2 separate regions of the Homo sapiens genome follow, and region 1 is linked to region 2. The links are chromatin loops, found by intact Hi-C in ENCODE. Cell type or tissue: Panc1. All regions are shown on one strand. Links, peaks and the distances in the headings refer to the core of each region. The heading gives the core; the rest is flanking DNA. Region 1 holds the start of LOC105370132 (a long non-coding RNA gene). Region 2 holds the start of LOC124903139 (a long non-coding RNA gene).

Region 1 (8,653 bases), core at 512-8,511, 150 kb after region 2:
AAATTAGAACCCTCGGGGCGAGGCAAGATTCCAGATATGGTGAGCAGGGCGCTATGATTTGTAAAATGCGGGTGACGCCTAACTTGCTTTAGAGTTGTGAGGATTAGAGACAATTCATTTACTTAAAACACATCGCCTAATACCTAGTAAACAGAAACAGTCATTATTAGTTGTAGTAAACCCAGTGGAACTGGACTGAAGTGCCTCAGGAAGTACCTGTCTCTGTATCTCAGTAAAGCGGTTGTCCGCCTCTGGCGCTGGGAATAGGCGTGGGGTCTGTTGGAAAAGGCGCGCACGTAAAACACCGTTCAATGAATTTTATCTCAAAGAAGCTGAAAATTAAACCCCCTGTAAGGTAGACGTCCTCTTCCTCAAACTTATTGTTTCTGTCTAATAAAAGGATGATTGATAGTGCACCATCTAACTCATGAACTAATTTCTCCCTGAAAGACACGGAGAACTGGGGGTAACATCCCCGTGTAAGAGAGGATTCAGTGAAGGCTGAAAAAGAACTAGTGACCTGCCTAGGGTCACTCACCACACTGCGCCTGGACCCTCTACTCCAAATCACAGGCGTTTTCAGGGCACGGCTGCCCCTGCAAGGTTAAGGAAAGTTCAAAACGAAAGTCATGTCACCTATAATCCCATCCCTCTAACACCACTGTTTTTTGTTTTTTGTGTGTTTTTTCAAGACAGCTCTGTCGCCCGGGATGGAGTGCAGTGGGGCGATCTTGGCTCACTGCAACCTCTGCCTCCTGGGTTCAAGCGATCCTCCCGCCTCGGCCTCCTAAAGTGCTGGGATTACAGGTGTGAGCCACCGAGCCGGCCTAACACCACTGTGATAGAGCCCTTCTGGTAGGTGTCCTGCCCCTCGGGCACTGCAAACAGGAACGGGTCTTTCCCGCTTCCCGCGTCCAGCTCCGTCAGGGTAGTGCGAAAATGTGAGAATTAAATTCCCCACCTGGGGGAGCAGCCCCAGCCCTGTGCCCGGGGTTGGTCGTGCCACGCGGCCACTTGTCAGGCCTGGGGAACCGAGCTCAGCTCCCGCCCGGATCCCCTCCGCGCTCACCCAGGCCCAGGACGGTAACCTGCCCGGGCTGCGGAGGAGGGGAAAGTGCGAGTCTTGGGCGGCTGGACCTTCCGCGCCTCCTCTTCAGGTGTTCGGAGTTTCAGAGCAGCCGCTAGGTCCCCCGCCCAGTCAGGGGACTTCCCTCCCCACCGTTGCATGCTGTCTGGAGGATCAGCCCAAGCTGCGAGGGAGGTGGTCACTGGTGGGAGGTCCGGGCGCGGGGTCTGTCGTCTTGCCGCCCCCACCAGGCTCCCCGCGCAGGCCGCGCAGCAGAGGGAGGCGGCGGCGGCGTCCCGCCAACGTGGCGTACCCCGAGCCCCCTTCTTGCCCTTGGTGCCCTCGCATCTCGCTTCTCACTCTCTAGAGTTTGTCTCCCGCTTGGAAACGTCGCCCGGGGTTAATGTTTGCCTAGAACTGAGCACGAGTTTTCCACTCTTGCAGCGCGAGAAGAGAAAAGACGCAGATAAACTAGCAGAGCAAAGGGCAGAAGAAAAGAGACTAAAAAGGAGAAACTAGAATTTACTCTCTGTTTCAGTCGCTTCTCTCTCTCTCTCTCTCTCCTCTCTCTCTCTCTCTCTCTCTCTGTCTCTTAGCTGCGCCTAACAAGAAAAAGGTGTGAGGAATCAGGTAGAGGATGGTAGCTCGGAAGAAACAGAGCCTGACCTCACCTGGCCAGATATCCAATCTTCATTGCCCCAAACCACTGGACCCTTGAGTAAGTACATCGGGAATGGTGTCTATGTGTCCACTGGCCTGCAGCAAGGACCCAGTTCCCTGCCAGCGCCAGTATGCTATCCCTAAGCTGTGCCCATAAGCCCCAGTGGGAGGCTGGATACTGGGCAAGTAGGTGCCATCTCCTTGCCTCCAGTCCTCAGTGTTCCCCACCTGGAAGCCCAGGCGCTAGGCAGGCCAGTCAGACAGCCCGTGGTTCTCAGGGAATCTAGGTACTGCCCGTTCTTCAGTCTTTCTTGAAAATCTGGACTTACCTCCTAAGCATTGGTGTGTCACGTCTAGAGATGTAGGTGTGGATGTGTGTTATTTGCCGGGACCACAGGACCTGAATCTTTACACCTAGAAGAATTCCTGGCACAGAGCAGACACTCATTGTTCTATGGGAGAGGAACAGGGCAGGCAATTGTGGCCATGGAAGCTCAGAATCCCGTAACAGTCCAACTGCCTCCTGGTCCATACCCAGTGGTATCTGGGTATGTTCTTACCCCTGGTACGATGGACAATCTTCCTATGGAAGGCCAACCCCTCCATTTGTGTTCTTGAAGCTAGCTCTCCTTTCCTGTCAAAGACTTTGCTTCTGCAATTTCAAATATCTATTTCTCCATCCCCACACCACTTACCCTTATCAATGTGCAAACATGCCTTAGAATCCCTCATCCCATAAACAATATTAACGTTCTCCCTTGATTCCCTGTTGCTCTCTTGTTTCTCCCTATTTCTCTGCTCCTCCTTACAGAAAAGACCTTAGAGTTGTCTCCTGGCCTCTCCACTTCCTGACCTCCCTTTCCAGGCTCACTCTGTCACGTTTCGAGCCACTGTACCAACTGATCTGCACTCATTAAGGGCATCTTGCCTGAGCCCAAAGACCAATGCCTGACCTCTTCTTTCTCAACCTCTCCAGACCATGTCACCTGGTTGGCCCTCTCTCCTTAAAAAATGACTATAAACGGCCGGGCACAGTGACTCATGCCTGTAATCCCAGCACTTTGGGAGGCCGAGGCGGGTGGATCACCAGGTCAGGAGTTCGAGACCAGCCTGACCAACGTGGTGAAACCTCGTCTCTACTAAAAATACAAAAATTAGCTGGGCATAGTGGCACGCGCCTATAATCCCAGCTACTCAAGGCAGGAGAATTACTTGAACCCGGGAGGCGGAGGTTACAGTGAGCTGAGATTGCGCCACTGCACTCCAACTTGGGTGACAGAGCAAGACTCTGTCTCAAAAAAAATGACTACCACTTACCTTCAGAGACATCCTTTGCCTACTTTCATCTTGCTCTGCCAGATAGGTCACTAGCACTAGTACCACAGGACTCAGTACCCACATCTCATCCCTTTGTTGTTTACACCAATGTACTTACTAAGTGCCCTCAGCCAGTCGTAGGGTTTGAAATGCCATCCATTCTTTGATGACAGCAAGATATACTTTAGCCCTCAGTGTTTCACCAAGCTCCTCTGTTTTGATGCAACTGAGCAGTCAGCATTTTCATCTGGATGATTTTTGGGTATCTTAGACTCAGCAAGCTCCTTCCTCCATCCTGTCTTCTCAACTCTAAGTCTTCCTCAACTCGGAAAATGGTACCACCACCCACCCAGTGGCTCAGACTGAAAACTTAGGAGTGACCATTCAGCTCTGTTTCTGATCTGCCTTCTGTCATCAAATCCATTTAAAAAAATCCTGTTGACTCTAACTGTAAGCCCTATTCTGAGAATCCATTCGCATCTCTCCATCTCTACTGCGCCAACCACAGTCCAAGCAACCTCAACTCTTACTCTTACTACTGCAGTGGCCCCTCGACCTGGCCCCCTGCATCTGACATAGCCCCCACATCACCATCCTAAAGCATAAACCCCAGTGACCCATTGCACATGGAGAAGCAAGTTCCTTATTAGACCTAAGCAGCTTTACATGATCAGGCCCTTGCTGCCTCTTCCTCACATCCCTCTACTCCTTACTATTTTCCAACTACCTTGATCTTTCTGTGCCCCAAAAATGTCGAGTTCATCCTGGTCTCAGGTTCCTTTGCTTTTTTTTTGTTTTTGTTTTTGAGACAGAGTCCCATCCTGTCACCCAGGCTGGAGTGCAGTGGTGCGATCTCGGCTCACTGCAACCTCCGTCTTCCGGGTTCAAGTGATTCTCCTGCCTCAGCCTCCCGAGTAGCTAGGATTACTGGTGCGTGCTACCATGCCCAGCTAATTTTCTATTTTTAGTAGAGACCGGGTTTCACCGTGTTGGCCAGGCTGGTCTCGAACTCCTGACCTCAAGTGATCCATCTGCCTCATCCTCCCAAAGTGCTAGGATTACAGGCATGAGCCACCACGCCCAGCCAGGTTCCTTTTCTATGAGTGGCCTCATCCTAGATTTCAGCTACTTATTTCTCATCCTTTGGTCTTAAACTTAAATTAACCTCCTAAGAAAGACCACCTTTATTACATATTTTCTGCCATATTACATATATTTTTTCTGGGAATTTCTAGAACCTGAAATAATGGTATTTTTAATGTTAATCCTGTCTCTCTTCACTAGAATGTAAGCTCATTTAAGGCAAGGACTTGTCTTGGTCACTACCCCGTTCCCAGTGCCCACAACAATCCCTGGGGCACAGTGGGCACTCAGTGAATATTTTTTGACCAACACAGCACTTTTGGTAAGGAGTGTTTCATTTTGTTTTGTTTTGTTTTGTTTTCTGAATAAACAAACACATTTTAATAGCTTGATCCAAAACCCTCATAGCCTGTATTATAAGGAACTTATTAGTATCCAACTCCATTCATTCAACAAAAATGTTGTTTAGTAAGCATAAAGTAATAAATTGTGGCATTACTATAATTCTGAAAGACACAGAGATGCACTTTGTTTTTTTTGTGACAGGGTTCTCGCTCTGTCATCCAGGCTGGTGTGCAGTGGTGCAATCATGGCTCACTGCAGCCTCAACCTTCTGGGCTCAAGCGATCCTCCCACCTCAGACTCCCAAAGTGCTGGGATTACAGGTGTGATTCACCATAGCCAGCGGAAATGCACAGTTAATTAACTCTTATGAAAGTTGTATTGCTCTTTAATTTCATAACACAAATCCGTCCTGAATTTCTTCAGTTAGTGCATGTGAGTTTCAACTTTCTTCCCTTTACTAATTGTCCGTTCTCTTTCCTAGAAAACCTTTGCCTCATCTTTAATCTGTGGGAACTGATTGGCTGGAGAAGGTACTTTGCCCAATAGCACTAGAGCTCAATATTAATCCTGGACTGCCACCTACTGGCCAATAATCATCATAGCAGAACCTAAATGGACTCGCCCTTAGTCTAGAAACCCAGTTTTGTTTTCTGTTAATGGTGGAGGTTTTTCTTCAGTCACCAAAACAAATACATGACTAGGTAGACCACTGTAACTTGAACGTCTCTCTAAGGTACCTTCTTTTTAGATTCAAATAATCTATTTCACCCAGTTTGCTTCTTACTATTCAAAGGGTAAAGCTAGACTGTAATAAATCCCATTTTAAGGCTGGGCGCGGTGGCTCACACCAGTAATCCCAGCAGTTTGGGAGGCCGAGGTGGGCGGATCACAAGGTCAGGAGATTGAGACCATCCTGGCTAACACGGTGAAACCCCGTCTCTAGTTAAAAAATACAAAAATTAGCCGGGCATGGTGGTGTGTGCCTGTAATCCCGGCTACTCCGGAGGCTGAGGCAGGAGAATCGCTTGAACCCGGGAGGCGGAGGTTGCAGTGAGCTGAGATTGTGCCACTGCACTCCAGCCTGGATGACAGAGCAAGACTCCATCTCAAAAAAACAAACAAACAAAAGCAATTTTATTGGATTTTTTGACAAATAAAAATTATACATGTTTATGGTGTGCACCTTGATGCTTTCCATATATGTATACATTGTGAAATGATGAAGTCAAGCTTTTTAATATATCTATCACCTCACATATTTATCATTTTTTGGTAGTAAGAACATTTAAAATCTACTCTCTTGAAGGTGGGGCAAGGTGGCTCATGTCTGTAACCCCAGCACTTTGGGAGGCCAAGGTGGGCGGATCACTTGAGGTCAGGAATTTGAGACAAGCATGGCCAACATGATGAAACCCCATCTCTACTAAAAATAGAAAAATTAGCTGGGCATGGTGGCAGGTGCCTGTAATCCCAGCTACGAGGGAGGCTAAGGCAGGAGAATCGCTTGAACCCGGGAGGGTGAGGATGCAGTGAGCCAAGATGGTGCCACTGCACTCTAGCTTGGGTGACAGAGTGAGCCTCTACCTCAATTAAAATAAAAAATAAAAAAGCCTACTTTCTTGGCAATTTCCAAATATACAATAGATTATTATTGACTATAGTCACCAAGCTGCGAAGTAGATCATTTTATTTGATTATTTAAACAATAAAACATGGGGTCTAGGACATCAAGCATTTATCTTAATCAAATACATTAGTGGATAAATGAATGAAAACCCTAAAAACTGTTTCTAGACTTTGTTTCTCATTGTCTGGAAAAAGCCTTCAAAACCTGTTGGGTTGACTCTCAGGGTTATTAGAATTCCAGTCCTGCCACTTTCTAGTAGTGTGTCCTTGCTCAAGTTACTTAATCTCTGTGTGCCTCAGTTTTCCCATCGGTAAGAATGGGAGCAATAATAATACTATTCCTCATTTTATAGGGATATTAGAGGATTGAATGAGTTAGCAAGTGCAAAGTTTTTGGAAAAGTGCCTGAAACACACCAGTAGTAAAAGTTCAATACATTTTAGCTATTTGTTGTTGTTATTGTCACCATTGATAACATCACTTGTCTACTGTTACTGAGATGTTAAGATGAGGAGCTGCCGCCAGACAGCAATGAGGCTCCCAGCTGCTCCCAGACAAGTGCAGAACCGAGAAGCAGCCTCCACCACAGGGAGCTCCTCCCCAGAACCGTGTCTACTGCAGACACCAACAACCGTCCAGGGGGCCCAAACTCCCTCCAGCCATTTTGTCCACTGACCTACCACTGAGTCACCCAGTTAAAATGTGTGGGGAAGGGGGTAATGCCAGAATTCCCACTTTTCAGTATCACCTTGGAAACGATTTCATGCATTCATTCAGCAAACTTTGATTAAGTCCCAACATCCTGTTCACTCTGTGATCTGGGATTCTGACACTAGCCAGGAGACAGAGGTTTCATCAAGTCACGGGGGCATCAAAACAAGCCTCGGGAGCGGGGGTTGCCCACGTCCAGTGCTGCCCACACTCCACTATGCTCAGGGCCCTGACTGGACTGACCCGGAACTAGAACCTCTGGCCAGCTGGATTGTGGGGAGTGTTGGTGAGCAATAAGATGAAAATGGAGAAATTGTTATGTTTTTATCAAAGTTCCAGACACAGAGTAAGAAAGCCCCCAAAACGTGTGTTAAGTAACTGGCCAAACCCAAGAACAATAGATCTAAATTATTCACGCGATCCTAGCTTTCTCTCTCAACACGCTCCCTCCTCAGCCTCACCACTCCTTTGGGTATTAAGACAATCAAAGGATATGCCTCTCTTTTTTTTTCCTGTAAAGAAATTACTTTCCAGTGAGGCTGTCATTTTGCCTCCTCTATTCTATTTTCCTGTCAGACATTGAGAGGGTGGGCTCCGGGGCCTCCTGCTCCTTCCGGCCTGCCCTGCAGGAGTTCAGCTGAGAGGCTGTGGTCCCTTCACTCATCAGGCTGGGACTGGGCTGTCCCTGTGAGTCAAGGGTCAGAAAGCTCCAGTGATGACCCCCAAGCCCAGTGGAGGAGCTGAAGTCCTCAGCTATGGAGAGGCCCCCAGAAGTGGGTGAGTGTCCACATGGCCCCAACATTCCTGTCCATTTGATTTTATGACATCCTCTGCTCTTCCTAGATAAGCCTCAAATGAATGAAAAGGAGCTCCTTATTTTGGAGACGTCTGTATGACGGTCAGAAGCCATCTGGCTGTCAAAGGCCATCCTGATAGGCGGCATCGTCTGTTGGCTCCTTTTTGGTGAAGAGAGCAGGGGCTCTCCTTCCCCACCCAGATGTCCACAGAGGCCTCTCTGCCCCTCGCCACCCCTTCAGTACATTTCAGGTTTCTCCACAGAGCATCCAGGACAGCCCCTGAGGCAGCCTGGTCTCTGTGAAGCTGTGTGTGTCATTCGGAGTCACCCCCTCTTCTCCTCACCCCACACCAAGAAGTGCCTCATTTTCTCTCTCTCTCCACAGAAGAAATCAGTAACTTCTTTCCCTTCCTCCAGAGGGATGCCTTCAGATTCTCCTCCTTCCCCTCCATCCCTCAGGGAGTTGCTGATCTGAATGAATTCACTCTCCTCGGCCATCCAGTCCAAACTGGCCCTTTGTGGTACAAAAGTCAGCCGATTGCCCTTTCCCCTGGGCTCTGGAGATAGTCTGGTATCCAGCTGTCCTCTCTGTCACATACAGGACATTCCCAAGCCAGATGGGGTGGCTAAGACAGGGTGGGCCCTCAGCCTAGCCTTTAGCCTCCGAATCACTCTGATGTCTTTTGCTAGGTTCCTCCTTGTGACCTCAAAGCTCTAATATTTAACAGCCACTTTCCTTAGCCACCGCATTCTTCCAGTCCATGTCTGACCTAAACCACACAAGTGCTTGACTCTTACGGACTAGACCTGAGGAAACTTACTGAACCTTCCAAAGGAAAGAACTCAATAAACACATCAAGTATAAGGAATTAGACTAAAATAGATAGATGATAGATAGATAGATAGATAGATAGATAGATAGATAGATAGATTTTTAAAAACAACTTTTTTTGTTGTTTTTTGTTTTGTTTTTTGAGACATAGTCTTGCTCTGCCACCAGGCTGGAGTGCAGTGGTGAAATTTTGGCTCACTGCAATCTCCGCTTCCCA
Region 2 (8,653 bases), core at 507-8,506:
CTCACAGGAAGAGTGAAGGAGGGCACCAGCAGCAGGGTCACGATGGAAGTGGCCCTCAGTGCCAGCCCAGTCTTAGCAGGAAGGAAAAACCAATCCCCAGTGTCGTGAGTTCCTTAGAAATGCCCCTGCTATGCACACATACCCAGGTCCCACCTTCACCCGCCCCGATTCCATGCTGCAAAAGAAACGTGCCTCTGAGCTTCAGCTGCTTTGTGGGATTGGGGTTGGGTGGCAGCTGGCTCCAGACGGGAAAACTGTTAAACGCCTGCTGTTTGAAAGTTCCCCTTCTTAGCTCAAGGCATTCTGCACACCCTTCTACCATGAATAGTTGCTCAAATCAGGTACTTCCTACTGCAGGTTTTGATGGAGCCAGCCCCAGCCATTCACTTTGTTAGGAAAGGATGACTAAAGAGCAGAGCCGTTAGGGGGAGCGCGTCCACTTGCTTGGTTTGCAGCATGAGATCAATGAGCCAGGAGCTCAGGATAAAATAAAGTGTCAATGTCTTTGTCTCCTTGAGGGGAAGCTTTAGGACAGAGTGCCAGGCAGGGGTGAGTGGGCCGAGGAAAGCCCAGCTCTGGGCTCCACGGACGGCACGAGGAGGTTCCCTCTCTGCAGGCGTTGGCAGTTACACCCTGGGTGTGCAGGCTCCCAGCGTCTCCTCGGAGAACTCAGGAAACTCACCAAGGCGTTCGCTGAATAGGAGTCCGGCTTTGAAACTGTGAAGTCGCAGCGCCCCCTGCCTGTGCGTGGCCGCCATAGCTAGGAAGCCTTCCCAAGTCGGGAGGACCCTCCCCAAGGAGCTCCGGAGGCTCCCCCAAAGCCGGGAGAACCTCGCACAGGCATCCAAGAGCAGCTCTGCTCCCATGGGGACCTGGAACTTATTTGGAACTCAGCAGTCCCTGCTCTTTCTTCCCTTCCTGCTCCCCCACCTACCTAAAATCCCAGGAGCTAGCAAAGGACAAAGGCTCTCCCCAGAGCTTCTGCCACACAGGGGTGCTGATGGGTGGGCTGCAGGTGGGCCTGAGCCCCTGCCCCCCTTAGCTCCGGCTGATTCTGTTTGTCGCCGACCTCAGCTGACTGGATGCTGTCATGGTGGCATGGCGATTATTATAGGCATCTCGGTTATATTACATTACGGTCTTCTCACTTTATTGAGATCATCTCAATTACTGCTCAAAGATTAGTGCAAGCTGCCATGACTCATATGCATCCGGTGTTTACTCTTACTTCATGGCCCTAGTAGTGCTGTATTGATGCCAAAGCGTGAGAGACTGTCACTTGATTACGATTTCCAAAGGCTACTGTAATGAATCTGGCCCAATTCCTGACTTGGCTTGGACAAGCCTCCTCCCTCCTCCACCCACTATCCCATTCCTAGGTTCCATTTTCACTTTAGTTCTTCTACCAGAGTTAGATGCATGTTTTCCTTAATCTTTACATTTAAAAATAAAATTAAAATGCAAAGTCGTCACATGAAAACACACTTCTCAATTTTCTTTTTTTAAATATCCCAAACATCAAAACAGTACTACTCAATAAACACCCTCATCAAGTGCTATGAATACACCAGTTGGCATCAGATGCGTCTCCCTAGACAGCAACGTTTCTGTGTCCACGGATCAACAGTCCACTTATGACAGAGCTTCCGATTCAGGCAGGCCCTGGCAGGCTAATTTCACCTCCATAATTTTATATGCAAGTTAATGCTACTCCCTGAAACTGCTCTTCCCTGAGTTCTGCCTGTCAGGGATGGAGATGGAGAAGCTATCCATAACACTTCTCTCCTCCTTAGCCCCACAGGCAACATGCCAGCCTGTCCTCCACTCTGCCTTCAAAGCATGCTCTGCGGCTGGCGACTTCCTGCCACTTGGACTGCTACCACCAGGAACCAATTTCCCATCTATCTTCAGCTCCAAGGCTCCTACCCTCACCCTGCCTCCCTCCTGTCACACCAGCCAGAAGGATCCTTGCAAACCCCACCTCAGATCATGTCAATTACTAAAAATAAATTCAGGGGCTCTCCACTGCACTCTGTAATTTGACTCAAAATTATTAGCTTGGCCCTCCAGGGTTCACCTAATCCGCCCTCTGCCTAATTCTCCAACCTTCTTTGGGGTTTCTGCTCTCCCCATTCCTGATGATCCAGCCACATGCCTCTCCTGGAATTTATGCCACCTTCCCATCTCAGAGTCATGGTTCAGCGTTTTTCACTGGTTTATTCTTATTTATCCTGCAGGCTCAGCTTTAATGTTCCTCCTGTGAGCTCACAACCTATATTATTCTTTCTCATTGCAACATGTTCTTTGCATTTACATGCAACCATTTGTGTATCTATTGTGTATGATCCCTCGGGGGCTGATACATTTTGGGACAGGAAGGAAAGCATCCTTTTGTATGAGATGTATCCCCAGTACCAAGCTCCAGGGTCAGCTGGAGTAGTTGTTGAGTTGACATGGATGGAATTGGTGAAGAAATGAATGGGCTGTATAAGGTTGACAGTATTCACTCATAAAGGTTTAGTGACTTGACTCCTGCCACACCCTCAGCAAGCAGACATGCAGTTCCTAGGTGAACTGCACCATCTGGAAGACTCCCTAGGAGAAGAAATGGGGAGAGGGGCTGCAGGAGGCAGGTTAGAAAATTCTAGAACAGTTGGTTCTCCAAGACAGAGTCCCCTTAGAGTGGGGCTGTAAAGATATGTGAGAAGCATAGTCAATGTTCACACTTGTGCTAGCTTTGGCAGCACATATACTAAAACTGAAACAATACAGAGAAGATTAGCATGGCCCCTGTGCAAGGATGACATGCAAATTCGTGAAGCGTTCCATATTTTTTAGTGGAAGCAATTTTGGAGGTAGTGGAAGCTACAATGATTTTGGCAATTACAATAATCAGTCTTCAAATTTTGGACCCATGAAGGGAGGAAATTTTGGAGGCAGAAGCTCTGGCCCCTGTGGTGGTGGAGGCCAATACTTTGCCAAACCACGAAACCAAGGTGGCTATGGTGGATCCAGTAGCAGCAGCAGCTATGGCTTTGGCAGAAGATTTTAATTAGTAAACAAAGCTTAGCAGGAAGGGAGAGCCAGAGAAGTGACAAGGAAGCTACAGGTTACAAGAGGTTTGTGAACTCAGCCAAGCACAGTGGTGGCAAGGCCTAGCTGCTACAAACAAGTCATGTTTTAGACAAATACTCGTGTATGGGCAAAAAACTTGAGGACTGTATTTGTGACTAATTGTATAAGAGGTTATTTTAGTTTCTGTTCTGTGGAAAGTGTAAAGCATTCCAACAAAGGGTTTTAATGTAGATTTTTTTTTCACCCATGCTGTTGATTGCTAAATGTAATAGTCTGATCGTGACGCTGAATAAATGTCTTTTTTAAAAAATGTGCTGTGTAAAGTTAGTCTACTCTGAAGCCATCTCGGTAAATTTTCCCAACAGTGTGAAGTTAGAATTCCTTCAGGGTGATGCCAGGTTCTATTTGGAATTTATATGCAACCTGCTTGGGCGGAGAAGCCATTGTCTTCAGAAACCTTGGTGTAGTTGAACTGATAGTTACTGTTGTGACCTGAAGTTCACCATTAAAAGGGATTACTCAAGCAAAATCGTGGAATTATTGGTGATAAAAGTGATTGTTGGCACATCCTATGCAATATATCTAAATTGAATAACGGTACCAGATAAAATTAGAGATGGGAATGAAGCTTGTGTGTCATCCATTATCATGTGTAATCAATAAACGATTTAATTCTCTTGAAAAAAAATGTTCACACTTGTTGGGAAAAAAAGTCTCCCTTGGTTTCATAATGCAGAATGTTGAAAGTAAGGCTCTCCCTATGACGCCCTTAGCCCCACCTCCACCCCCAAATAACGGGAAATACGGGCCGTCTTCTCTGAAGGAAGATTTTTGGGTTTATCCGAAGAAGGCAGGTGTAAAAAGCGACTGGGAAACAGCAATATGCCCTTCTGCCTCTCCTCTGAGCAGAGCGAAAGGCTGCTGGCCACGGGAATGTGGGTCTCGGTGATCCCCGCAGCCCGCAGGCCCCACGGACCCAGGAGAGGCCGGCGCGGAGCCTGGGGCGGACTAACAGCAGAGGGCGCCATAGAGCAGGCCGCGCCCGGCAGGTGCGGCCCCCGCGCCCGGGTGAAGTCCGCTGGCCGGGAGCAGTTCCAGCCAGACCCTGCAGCTCTCAGACTGGGGCGGCCCTCTCCCTTGCCCTCCTCTGCTCGGCTGTGATTTCGCTGTGCTTCTGTGGGAGAAAATGCTATAAGTGACTCTATGGACATCCGTAAAAATAAATGCCAGCTACTATGACTATTCAGGTGTACAGGTGACATGCGATATTCAGAAAGAAGCTAAGAGTCTGGGGTAAGGGTGGGAAGGGGGATGTGGTTCGTTGTTTTTTGTTTTTCTGCTTGGCTTGTGGAGTCCGTTCAGTGTGTAGTGCTTTTTGTTTGTTTGGTTGGTTTTTTTAATGTCTTAGGTTAAATTTTGTCTTTCTGGGAAAAGCTACTTTGGTTAAAATTTGTCTTTCTGGGAAAAGCTACTTTTTCCCAGGATGATTTGACACAACACTGGTGCAATGCACTAACTTAGATCAAAGAAAACGGGCTGAAGAGACCATTTACCCACATGTAAATCCCAGTAGGCCGTTTTTTAAAGAACCTCCGCCGGGATTGGGAGTCATTCAATCAAGGAGCGTTAGAGCTGGAAGAAACTTTTGAAATTAAACCGCCTTTTTATTATTAGATTAAAAAGGAGGCCCAAAGAGGAGAAGGAACTTGTCCAAAGTCACAGCACCTTTGAATGCAGTGGGGCTGATTTCCAGTCTGGGGCACAAGGGAAACTTTTAGTGAAAGGTTGGTGGTGTGTGTTGTTAAGCTTTCATTCTATTCTCTATTATATAAACATTGTAAGGAAAATTGAGAAGATGCCATTATTTTAATTGCCAGAAATCCTCCCACATCAAGGCGATCATTGTTAATATTTTTGCTCTATAATTTTCCAGCCTTTTAAACTTATATATCAAAACTTGTATCAATACAAATTTATATCAGTTTACTAACACTGGATTACACCATCCTTATTGCTTTGCAACTACTTTTTTTTTTTGATCATCAATATAGCTTGAACACTTTTCCATGTCAACTAATATATATCTACATCATAATTTCTAACAGATGCATAACTATTCCCTTCAATGGGTGCACCTTCATTAGTTTAATCAAACCCTTATTGATGGGCATATAAGCTTTTTCCAATGTTCAACTTTTTTTTTTTTTTTTTTTTGAGATGGAGTCTGGCTCTGTCACCCAGGCTGGAGTGCAGTGGCATGATCTCAGTTCACTGCAAGCTCTGCCTCCCAGGTTCAAGCAATTCTCCCGCCTCAGCCTCCTGAATAGCCGGCATTACAGATACCTTCCATCACACCCGGCTAATTTTTGTATTTTAAACAGAGACGCGGTTTCACCATGTTGGCCAGGCTGGTCTAGAACTCCTGACCTCAGGTGATCTGCCCGCCTCGGCCTCCCAAAGTGCTGGGATTACAGGAGTGAGCCACCACACCCGGCCCAATGTTAAACTTTTATAACACATTTGCATTAAATATTCTTGTCCGTACATCTTTTGCACAGGTAATGTCCACCTATTGATGGGTGTGGCTTTTTGTAGGAATGCAGTGTGATGGTGTAGGCTGGGCTTGGACACTGCCTTGCAAACTTTCTGCATCTTTACACAAGCCACAACCTTACTAGGCCCCAATTCTCTCATCTTCAGGTGGAGGTGATCATAGTGCTTGTCTCCTAAGGGTGTTGGGAGGATTCAATGAGGTCATATATAGAAAGTGATTGGTCAGTGCCAAGCACAAACACGTCCTATATAAATGTGAACTCTTAGAATATTACTATCATTACCTCAAACCCTGAAGATTGGCTCAAAATAACCCTCATGGTTTTATTTTACTCTGATTGAGAGTAACTGGATTTCATGAAGAAGTGTTTAAGTGCTAAACTCTAGTAGCTAAAGCAATATCTCCTTTCTTTCTAACTTAATTCATCCAGAGGAAAAAATAATGATAAACGTAAATGGTGGATGGGTTCTTCAGCTACTTGTTATGTTCTGGTCATATAGCTTAATGCTAGCCCAAAGAGAAAAGTCTATATTGGCAAGGATGTGGAGAAATTGGAGCACACTATTGGTGGGAATGTAAAATGGTGTAGCTGCTATGGAAAACAGAATGACAGTTTCTTAAAAAATTAAACAGAATTACAATACGATCCCGAAATTTCACTTCAGGGTATATACGCAAAAGAATTGGAAGCAAGGACTTGCAGAGATGTTTGTATGTGTTCATAGCAGCATTATTCACAATAGTCAAAGGTGGACATAACCCAAATGTCCATCAGTGAATGAATGGATAAACAAAATGTGGTATACACATACAATGACATATTATTCAGCCTTAAAATTAAAGGAATGCGTACCACCTGCTACAACATGGATGGACTTTAAAGACATCATGCTAAGTGAAATAAGCCAGTCACAAAGGGACAAATATGGTATTATTCCACTCATGAGATACCTAGAGCAGTCAAATTCATTAAGACAAAAGGAGAATGATGGTTTCCAGGGGCTGGAGGAGGTGGCGGGGATGAGGCTGCTGTTTAATGGGTGCGGAGTTTCAGTTTTGCAAGATGAAAAGAGTTCTGGAGATGATGGTGGTGATGGTTGCACAACAATGTACCTAATGCCACTGAACTGTCCATCAAATGGTTAAGTTGGTAAACTTTGTGATATGCATGTGTTACCACAATTAAAAACAAAATTCTAAAAGAAAGAGGCATAGTGTCTCATTGAAGGTTCTTAAGTTCCCTTCCTAAGCATCAAGTCTTTTGTGATAGATAAAGCCCCCTCTGATCCCTTCTCCTTTGGAAAATGCTCAAAGCACAGCCTCTGGCTTCCCAGTGCCTTCGAACTCGTCTCCTCTGTTTTGTCCTTATATCCAGGGTCATCACCATTTCACAGGCCTAAGCAGTGAGGGGGTGAACACTGTAGCAGAAGCCGTGGTCTCTGAAAGTTTGTTTTTAATCTAGGAAGATGCCATGAGTCACCAGGACACATTTCAGGTTCATATTCCCATCTGAGGCATTGGAAACCCATTCCTACCAACCAAATGTATGAGTTACCCACATTTCTTCTGCTCGGTCCCCACCCTCACCTTCCGTCTCTCTCCCTCCCTCCTCTCACAGGTTGCATCATCCTCCCCAGACAGGAATGGGCTGATGGCACTCTGCTCAGAATATCTCCTGGTTCCCTGTACATGCAGGATGAACACCCGCCCGAAAAGTCTTCCACAGCGCGGCCACTCCTCTCCCTCTTCCTTTCACCCTGAGGCCTGCTGCACTCCTCACCTGCTCCAGGAGAGCAGAGCCTGTGGTTTCCTGGCCCAATGGACCTTCCCCATCTCCAGACATGCTTTACACATCTCCAGCCCAGAGCCTTCGCACAAGCCTTTCCTGCTGTGTTCACTGTGTTGAATTCCTGTTCCTCTTCCTTATCCAGGCTCAGTTCTCACTCCTAATTTAATGATGTGGCAAGTCTCTGAGTTAGAGATAGCTCTCATCTGTATCAGGGGAGAACTAATATACACAACAACAATAGCGCACATTGATCAATTACTGACTGTGCCAGGCACTGTTCTGTGCATGTGCTCTGCATGTACAATTCTGGTTTCCTCAGAATCACACTGAGATGTAGCCACTATTATTATCCCCATTTTTCAATAAGGAAACTAAAGTGGCCCAAAGAATGTAAGAAACTGGCCCAAAGCCACCCCCCTAGTAAGAGGTGGAGAGAAGATGAGGATGCTGGTCCTCTGGCTCAGGCTGCTCCTCAAGGTCTCGGTGGGGAGAAAGAGGTAAGGAATGTGAAGTGTTGGGCACAAAAGCAAACCACGGTTCTCCTCCCACCCTCCCCACCAGAGTTTACCTGGAAATGGTTATTTTGTGTCTTTTCCCTTGAATATATTATTAAATCCCCAAGAACAGGAATTGGCTCTTACTCATCTTCATGTTTCTCCAGCCACCAGCCCAGGTTTTACTCATAGTAGGTGCTCACACTAAAAAGAAGAAAGAAAAGAGAAAAAGTTCTTCTGTGCCTTGAAAGTGCGAAGTGAAGGCTACAATCTGGGACAAGAGAAAATGAGCAGTACGGCACGGTACTTAAAGCCTGGATTTCTGGAGCCAAACAAGCAGATCAAATTGCAGCTTCACTTACAGCTGTGTGACCTTGGGCAAGCTGCTTATCTCTTTGTGCCCCAGTGAGTTGTCTCATATATACACATGCATGTACAGTCGTCCCTCAGTATCTAAAGGGATTGGTTCCGGGACCTCCTTCGGATTCCAAAATCCATGGATGCTCAAGTCCCTGCTGTGAAATGGCATAGAATTTGCATATAACCTACAAACATCCTCCCATGTACTTGTTTTTTTGTTTGTTTGTTTGTTTGTTTGTTTGAGATGGAGTTTTGCTTTTGTCGCCCAGGCTGGAGTGCAGTGGTGTGATCTCTGCTCACTGCAAGCTCCGCCTCCTGGGTTCAAGCGATTCTCCTGCCTCAGCCTCCTGAGTAGCTGGGACTTCAGGCGCATGCCACCAT

What was found. A loop is a pair of places that touch in the nucleus more often than their neighbours do. Peaks named below come from ENCODE experiments on the same cell type or tissue, not always from the same donor. Only the 100,000 strongest peaks of a DNase experiment are listed, where the experiment ranks them.
Region 1: a loop joins it to region 2, with 3 times the contacts of the local background. A loop is called at or near these places in 93 of 110 quality-filtered maps.

The regions. Positions count from the first base shown.
Region 1 is chr13:27,979,400-27,988,052 of GRCh38, forward strand. All of the region lies in intron 1 of URAD (ureidoimidazoline (2-oxo-4-hydroxy-4-carboxy-5-) decarboxylase), which reads right to left. LOC105370132 (a long non-coding RNA gene) reads left to right here and starts at 756. Exons shown (of 4, transcript XR_941790.2): 1 at 756-855; 2 at 1,663-1,784. In Panc1, for the core only: a CTCF peak has its summit at 5,048 (motif pointing left); a DNase peak (open chromatin) is centred at 5,063.
Region 2 is chr13:27,826,035-27,834,687 of GRCh38, forward strand. PLUT (PDX1 associated lncRNA, upregulator of transcription) reads right to left here. Exons shown (of 5, transcript NR_047484.2): 3 at 7,987-8,116. LOC124903139 (a long non-coding RNA gene) reads left to right here and starts at 4,176. Exons shown (of 2, transcript XR_007063734.1): 1 at 4,176-4,368; 2 at 7,248-8,653. It also overlaps the pseudogene RNU6-73P. RefSeq lists an enhancer at 830-1,329. In Panc1, for the core only: CTCF peaks have their summits at 720, 4,091 (motif pointing right) and 4,352; DNase peaks (open chromatin) are centred at 677, 1,257 and 4,053; H3K4me3 peaks cover 1,181 bases.